Linked DNA regions of Homo sapiens: all the other regions are linked to region 3. The links are chromatin contacts, found by Hi-C or POLR2A ChIA-PET in ENCODE. All regions are on one chromosome and are shown on one strand. The core of a region is the stretch at or near the end of the contact, and the rest is flanking DNA. Distances in the headings are between cores, read along the strand shown.

Region 1 (2,700 bases), core at 150-2,649, 1.8 Mb before region 3:
GGGTGGGCAGGGGGGGAAGATGGCTTCTACCTTGCAAGATTCTACAGGGACATATAATCTATGCCTACCATGCCCATAATTTAATAAATAAATGTTAAGCCCCTGCATTAATTTAGAGAGAGAACTTCGTATAATATGAATCTTTTTGGATCTCCTGAAGAAATATGCCCAGAGAAATTACAGGGATTTTGAAAAGTTAAAAACAAAGCCAGGAGGCAATCTATGTCTTCTCACTGGTTCTCAAACTTCAGCATCAGAATTACTTGGAAGACTTGACAAAACGCAGGTTACCGAGCTGCAGCCACACATTTCTGATTCACTAGGTCTGGGGTGGAGCCCAAAGATTTACATTTCTAACAAGTACCCATGTGATGCTGATGGTGCTGGTTCAGGGGACACTCTGAGAACCACTGTCCTTCATGAAGGAAGGGCATAAAGAAGCCAAATCAGGAGCTCAGCTCTCACCTCTAAGAGGGCACAGCCACACATGGTGTCACACTAAGCACCTGAGAAAGATCCATAAGAGATGGTTCCTTAATCAAGTATGTAACCTCATTGTTGTGAAGAAAGCTGCTAGTGGGATGGGAATTGTGGGATGTGGTGAGAAAGAAGAGAGGCGGAGTACACGGCTGCGAGGGGAAGACCAGACAACAGTAGGCATCGGTGTATGCGTGAAAATAGTGACTAAATTCATATTCATTGAACAGATATTATTGAGCAACTATGATGTGCCAAAAACTTGGCTAGATGTTAGGGACTCATCAGTGATCAAAACAGAAAATGTTCCTGCTCTATGAACATTCTAGTTAGGTGAAACAATAATTAATTGTACAAAAAAATATATCAGATATATCAGTAATATAGAAATGCTATGGAGAAAAATACAGGGTAGAGTAAGTGAGGATTAAGTGTTCTTTTTTATTTCTACACAGGGTGATACAGGAACGATGTCCACCAGATATCACACTAAGAACTGCCACAAGAAAATGAGACAATTCTAATGTGTAACTTTGCAATCACTTTTCTCCCAGATGCCAGGATTAGTATAAAGAGCTCCAGATAGTGAGGGTGCAGAATTCATAAAAGTCCATCTGCCTGGAGCTCTGTCCTATTCATATATTCACAAGTCTCCTGGTTTAATTAAGTAAATCTGGGAGAGAAGAAAAAGTATTTGTTGGTTTTGTAGTCAGTCAGCTTTACAGATTCCCCACTATATTCCATCATAGATCTGCCATGGATGATCAAGCTTAGGAAAGACATTTGTACATCTTATATCTCAGGTATGAAATGAAACTTTTCTAACACATGACCATCATCAGAAAACAGGGATGCCGTTAGATTTAGTTACAGTTCTTATTATAGCAGCACTTCCTTCTTTCACTTTCAGGGTGGCAAAAAATAGGACTTAGGTCAGCTAATACTTCTGCAAGGATCTAGTATGAAGATAATCTAGTTAGAAGACACTGTTTGGTTAGTTTTCAATGATCCAAGGAAAGATTTGCCCCAGGGAGAATCCTTGCTCTTTTAAATTTATAAATGCATATATCCTAAGCAAATACTCACGTATTTTACCCAAATAAATCTAGAGTGCTCTTTAAAAAAAAAAGAAAGAAAAAAATAAAGAAACAAACCAAAAAACGAAAGCCTGAGAAAGGTCTCTCAGCCTCCCCCTTCTGTATTTCTCTCTATGTACTCACATGTGGATATTAATTTTATATTCTTTAAATTGGATTTCCCTCCACTTCCAGAATTCTCAGGCACTCAGACATTTAGTGAAATATGCTATTTGCTTTTGTATATTATTACTATTTAAACTCTTAATTTTCTGCATTTTCATGAGGTCACTTCCTAGACTCCTAGTTTCCTCTTTTAAACCACAGCTGCCTCAAGCTGACTATGCTCAAAAGAATAGGACTTATGAAAAAAGTAGGCATTGCTAATCCACTGCTAGTTGAAAATACTTTCTGAATTATCAGACCTTCTGTAAAAAGCCCATGATATGCTTCATTATGTAAACAAACCTCCTCTGTGTTGCTTTTTAAGCTTGAAAATATCAAAATCATGACATAACATGAGAAGAATTCCATTTTGACAAAATGAAAAACACAAAAATTCTTCTACCCAGAAAAAAAAGAAACAGAATGTAATGGGGGAAAATAAATGCAAAAATAGAATTGGCTAGAAACCAGCAACCACAAGAAAAGAAATATGACAGGAAATGGAACTAATCAGTTACTATAGTGAAGAGTTTTTTCCCCAGACTTTCTTAGGAGAAAAAGAGAAATTCTAAAGAAATGTAGAAACTAAGAGTTTGGACAAAGTTATTTATATAATCTTGAACTATACAAAATTCCCTGAGAATGTATATGTTTTTTGAAAGGACAATGGAGTTTTTATTTAGCGGAATTTTGAAAGTTTATCTTCTTTGGGATTCTTTTGGTAAAGCTTTAGTTAGAAGGGTTGGAACTTTTGAGGAGTAATTTCTATATAACTACACTATGATATCTTTTTCCAGAGGCAGAATTATCTTCCTTTCTAATTCAAGGCCACTCGAAGGCTTAGTCCATGCAGGAATGGGCTTGCTTTGTCAGAACCCTCTTCAGCTCAGCAACAGACATTGCCAACAGATTAGCCTTCCGTGAATAACAATTCTTCATACACTGGAAAATTTTTCACATGAAAATTGCTCCTTTGGGTTAT
Region 2 (2,700 bases), core at 139-2,638, 1.5 Mb after region 3:
TTTATTTAAGGCTGAAACAAATGAGTGTGAATATTCCTGTGAATGAACTCTCTGATTGGAGCCATTGATCACTAAATTACTAGAAGCCCAAGAAATTGCTAAATATTTGAATAAAAAGGTAAAATGGCTGAATACTTGCTACAATCATTTTTTTCTCTCTGTTTTTAATACATTTCTGAGGAAATCTCAAAATGCCACTTATATACAATGTTTGGGATATTATAATCCCTCCTACAAGATAAGCTGTTTTCAGTGTGTGCCGAAATTCAGCCCTTCCCATCCAACCTCCAAAAATCCAAAAGGAAGACCACGGAGAAACACTGTATTTATATATGAAGTATCATTCCAGAGCAAGGAGCCCCTCCCAGACAAGAAAGGAAGAACCATTTCATTTTACTATCTTCTAAAATTTTCCCAGCTTCTTTAGTGCATATAAAGAACCATAAATAAGTATGCATGTATATGTGTGTTAATAATGATAAAATCATTCCAGAGGTAGATGATTTTACTTTGTATAATGTTAAAGAAATGAAAGTCTCATTGGGGCAGAATGACAGATAGAAAGGCCATGTTTAATGTTATCAATATAGTTGGGTGATAGAATAAATAATTTATATCAACATGACATTTTCCATATGGTAACCAAAAATTTATTTGACTAAGCTTTTATCTCCTGAACTTGCTGGCGGCTTTGGAATTAAAGAGAAAATCAGCCGGGCACGGTGGCTCACTCCTGTAATCCCAGCACTTTGGGAGGCCAAGGGTGGGGGTGTGGATCACAAGGTCAGGAGTTCAAGACCAGCCTGGCCAAGATGGTGAAACCCTGTCTCTACTAAAAAATACAAAAATTAGCTGGGCGTGGTGGTGGGCGCCTGTAATCCCAGCTACTTGGGAGGCTGAGGCAGGAGAATGGCTTGAACCCGGGAGGCGGAGGTTGTACTGAGCCGAGATTGCACCATTGAGCTTTAGCCTGGGCAACAGAGCAAGACTCTGTCTCAAAAAAAAAAAAAAAAAAAAAAAGAGAGAGAAAATCGCCAGCTCTTCTAAAGGGTAAGTGGTATTTTTAGATGTTACTTCCCTAAATGAACTCTTCCCTGCCTCTACAAACCTATGCCCCAGCCTAAATCAGGGCCCCTGCTCTAAACTTCTCACTTAGAGCAACTATTATTATGTATGGGGAGGCTTATTTCATGAATGTCTGTCTCTGCCACCAGCCTGTGGTTTTGCTTACCTTCATACTCCCAGAGCCTAGCACAGTGCCTGGCAAACAGTAAGGCTCAATAGTATTTATTGAAGGAAAGACTATTCAGTAAGTTTGGATAAAGGCATTCATGTGCCTGGGCATCTTGGCAATAACTACTTTGTGTGAGAACACAAACGTGAACTGGAGAAAAGAATTTAAGTCTTAATTATCATCAAATCTGTTAAATCTATTAGTTCCTGTTTCAGTTCCTCTTTTCTTTTTTTTTTTTTTTTTTTTGAGATGGAGTCTCACTCTGTCACCCAGGCTGGAGTGCAGTGGCGCGATCTCGGCTCACTGCAAGCTCTGCCTCCTGGGTTCATGCCATTCTCCTGTCTCAGCCTCCCGAGTAGCTGGGAGTACAGGCACCTGCCAACTGCCCGCCACCACGCCTGGCTAATTTTTTTGTATTTTTAGTAGAGACGGGGTTTCACTGTGTTAGCCAGGATGGTCTCGATCCCCTGATCTCATGATTCACCTGCCTCGGCCTCCCAAAATGCTGGGATTACAGGCCTGAGCCGGATTACAGGCCTGAGCCACAGCGCCCAGCCCTTTTTTTTTTTTTTTTTTTTTTTAATCAAAAGCGTTAAAAGAATGTTGAGTACCTAGAAAAGCCAGCCCCACTCCTGAGAGGTATGTTCAATCTGTTCAGTCACTTCCTTAGACCAGCACTTTTGATTGATAACAGGTCTCATTTCCAGGGAAAGATGATGAGATTTTTCTCTAAACTACTACGAGGAGTTCACTATAGTTCACTAGAAACCATTGTCACTGTCATGTGTTGCTTATCATTAAAACCAGTTGACCTAACTCCACTCAAAGGAAGCAAGTACCAACCACATCTAATTATGTAAATAGCACTTAACACATACAGTAATACTCAGCATTTCCTGAGTACTTGTTAAGTACAGTACAATGCTAAGCAACTTCATGTGCATTGTCACATTTAACTCTCACAAGAATCCTGGGAGGTACTGTTATTATTTCCACAAGGCTAAAAGAGCTTTGGCCCTTAGCAAAAGTGGTGAAGACCAGACTAAACATCTGGGTTTGTCTGACCTCAGGGCCTTCCTTCTTAACCCCTGTACACACAGTCTCTCTGCGTAATCATCTTTTAAGGTGTTCATCTCCCTTACTAAACTGAGAAAGTCAAGGGCAAGACATATATTTTACTCATCCTTGTATCTCAGCTAGGAGCAGAGTGCTGGAAACATAATAGGTGCTCAGTGAATGTCTAGTGAATGAGGAAGGAAGTGCTTTCTCAATCATCAAAATGATGCTATGTTTAGTAGGGTTTTAATGTTAAATATACTGAACTATACTATGTATAGAAATAAAATATGAAATAAGACAAATTGTATGTAATAAGTCAAATATTACATATATAAATATATATAGCTCTTCTTGAGTTATTTTTTTATTTTTTTGAGACAGGGTCTCACTCTGTCGTCCAGGCTGAG
Region 3 (2,700 bases), core at 129-2,628:
ATGGTGAAACCCCGTCTCTACTAAAAATTCAAAAATTAGCTGGGCGTGGTGGCGCACGCCTGTAATCCCAGCTACTCGGGAGGCTGAGGCAGAGGAATCGCTTGAAACCGAGAGGCGGAGGTTGCAGCGAGCCGAGATCGCGCCACTGCACTCCAGCCTGGGCGGGCGACAAAACGAGATTCCGTCTCAAAAAAACAACTTGTCTGCACCCCTGGTAATAACCTCTCACACCCTTCACAGTCATTTTACGCCCCTCCCCCCATTTTCTTTCTTTCTGTGTTCAAATTATAGTTGGAAGGAATAAAGCAGCTTCTTTCACGCCGACTTAACCTATTAGGAATACCATATAGTGTCTCCTATGGCAACCTCTATTTTGAGTCTAGATAAGAAATCCTCAAACATCTGGGTCTAAACTGTCGCGGGCATCAGCTATCTTCACGGATGGGAGGAAGGAACAATCAGACCCTTACCTGGTTCCTTCACTTAGGTACCATCTGGATGGGTTAAGGGAGGGAATGGGATGAGTACTCCGAAGTTGAGGTATTTGAGTTTCCATTGAGAAAAGGAAAACAATATACCCCAAAAGTCTTAGCAAAGTCCCACCAGACAATGAACAGAGCTACAAACAAGAAGGGCGGCGGACTAGAGGGTCCCACGCCGGCTTGGGAGAATGGGAAGCGGGAGCAAGAACTGGGCGTTACGGTAAGGAGGAGGAAAAGAAACTGGCCAGACGCAGCAGGGCAAGAATAAGGGGTGGGGACGCGAGGCAGAACCAGCCTTCGTCCCGGGGCCGGCTACCGGCAGGAAGGAGCCCGAGGCGGCGGATGCCTCCCGGGGGACTCTGGGGGAGGAGGCGGGCAGAGGTGAGCCCGAGGGCGGATGGCATCCGCCGCCTCCTTACCTTCGGGCATCTCGCGGTCGCTGATGTGCTGCAGGTGGTGGCCCTCGCCCTCTCCGAAATCCAACTCGGCAGGCTCCACCACAGCGGGCGCTACCGCCACCGCGTCCCCGGACACCGCCTCGTAGATGTCGGACGCGCAGTACAGCTCCGCCGACCCCGCGCGCCGGCCCAGCTTGGGGCTGGCATTGGGGGACACGCAACAGGTCAGCGTGTTCCCCATGGGAAGCCTCCGCTCCTCTCTGCCACCGCCTTCGCTCGCCCCCTACTCCGCCGCCCTCAACAGCCGCCCCCTCCCCCAACAATGGCGCGGCCGGCACCGGCAGCCCCGGGCTACGCTGGGGCTGCACCGCGCAAGCAGACGCCGCCTCGCCCGCGGTTCGCCCGCCCGCCCCGCGGCCCGGCCCCGGGCAGGGCTCGGGCCTCGGCCGCACCCCCACCGCCGCGCTGCCGCCGCCTCCCTTAAGCTGACTCGTCTGCGAGGGCGGTGACCAGCCCGGCTTATTTAAAAGGGGTGGGGAACCCAACAAGCGCTGTGAAGCACAGCCACTGCCGGGAGAGAGCGCGGCTGGAGCTCCTCCTCCTTCCGCCGCCGCCTACCGACTGAAGGCCGCTGGCCCTGGCCGGTGCCTGCCAACCGGAACGCGACCTGCGGTCACCTGGTTAGGAGGAACCAATCATGGTCAGAGTTCCCCCTCCGGCGCCCGCCTCGAAGCCAGGCACGTGACCTGCTGCCCCGCCCCCGCCTGGCAGCTGCCCAGCCCCTCACGCCGCTATCCCAGACTCGGGTTTTCATTCATCGCTGGCTGCTGGGAGCTTTCCGGTCCTACTGGAAGCGCACGGGCATTTGTAACTGGAAGCTGTGTCAATGATCTCTGTAGAAAGCCGTTATTAGTAAAGAGTTCGCTCCATTAGCAACTCTTCTTCCGAGTCTGACAGCTTTCGTTTGCTCACTAAACTTGGTTACACCCAAATTGTTAACTGTTTTTGTAACTCAGTGCTCCGCTCCTGTCTTCCAATGAGCGTTAGTTTTCACCTGCAACGTGATCATAGCAACCCTGGGGCCCTGGTCCTACTCTCCATAAAGAGTTGTGGCTGTGGGTCTTGAATGAGACTCGAGGACACGTCACCCTTCCACTTCCTCATCCATAAAATAGGGACCTAACTCGTCCCTGCCAACTCTGAAATGCTGGGACTCGCCAACTCCCTTTTCTTGCCTGTTTCTCTCCTCTAGGCAGGGACTTCCAGGTTTCTCTTCTTGTACTAAAAACAGCACAGAAAGCACGATTTTCTCACGCAAAACTGAGAACCATGCAGTGGGGCACCACAGTCTTGATTCCATGAAGATGAATAGTTACCATTTGGCAAGCACTATGTGCCAGACAGTGTTCCAACTGTGGTATATTTATTTAACCCTTAAAAACAATCCCGGCCGGGCGCGGTGGCTCATGCCTGTAATCCCAACACTTTGGGAGGCCGAGGCGGGCGGATCACCAGGTCAGGAGATCCAGACCATCCTGGCTAACACGGTGAAATCCCGTCTCTACTAAAAATACAAAAAATTAGCCGGGCATGGTGGCACGCGCCCGTATTCCCAGCTACTCGGGAGGCTGAGGCAGGAGAATCACTTGAACCCGGGAGGCAGAGGTTGCCGTAAGCCGAGATCGCGCCATTGCACTCCAGCCTGGGCGACCTAGGCTCCGTTTCAAAAAAATAAAACATAAAAATAAAAATAAATAAACAAATATATATATATACACACAATGTCACTTCCTCCCTAAGCTTGATTTCTACCTTTATTT

The links. A loop is a pair of places that touch in the nucleus more often than their neighbours do. ChIA-PET counts read pairs that join two places held with the same protein, here RNA polymerase II (POLR2A). Pooled maps may share reads with other maps.
Region 1: a loop to region 3 is called in a map of ascending aorta, with 11 times the contacts of the local background. The contact joins the enhancer-like site here to the promoter of CCNYL1 in region 3. A Hi-C loop is called at or near these places in 1 of 168 maps with a recorded cell type or tissue (ascending aorta), 1 of 37 single-sample maps with no recorded cell type and 1 of 50 pooled maps. POLR2A ChIA-PET finds 5 or more read pairs at or near these places in 1 of 52 experiments (B cell).
Region 2: a pooled map shows a loop between it and region 3 (5-fold over the local background). The contact joins the enhancer-like site here to the promoter of CCNYL1 in region 3. A Hi-C loop is called at or near these places in 1 of 50 pooled maps. POLR2A ChIA-PET finds 5 or more read pairs at or near these places in 3 of 52 experiments (GM12878, OCI-LY7 and activated naive CD4-positive, alpha-beta T cell).

The regions. Positions count from the first base shown.
Region 1 is chr2:209,525,415-209,528,114 of GRCh38, reverse strand. The region is part of intron 2 of MAP2 (microtubule associated protein 2); the gene reads right to left. Among named protein-coding and RNA genes, the nearest start is that of MAP2, 100 kb to the right of the region's middle. Within about 2 kb of position 1,399, at least 5 of the 41 ENCODE cell types and tissues checked have a DNase peak (open chromatin) inside an H3K27ac peak, as active enhancers do; they include B cell, where a contact is called at or near this core.
Region 2 is chr2:206,244,764-206,247,463 of GRCh38, reverse strand. The region is part of intron 2 of CMKLR2-AS (CMKLR2 antisense RNA); the gene reads right to left. Among named protein-coding and RNA genes, the nearest start is that of ZDBF2, 29 kb to the left of the region's middle. Within about 2 kb of position 1,388, at least 3 of the 41 ENCODE cell types and tissues checked have a DNase peak (open chromatin) inside an H3K27ac peak, as active enhancers do; they include OCI-LY7, where a contact is called at or near this core.
Region 3 is chr2:207,710,318-207,713,017 of GRCh38, reverse strand. It overlaps CCNYL1 (cyclin Y like 1), which reads right to left and starts at 1,378. Exons shown (of 10, transcript NM_001330218.2): 1 at 902-1,378. The coding sequence starts at 1,121. RefSeq lists silencers at 555-714, 727-836, 1,257-1,706 and enhancers at 578-1,574, 1,927-1,976, 1,987-2,186.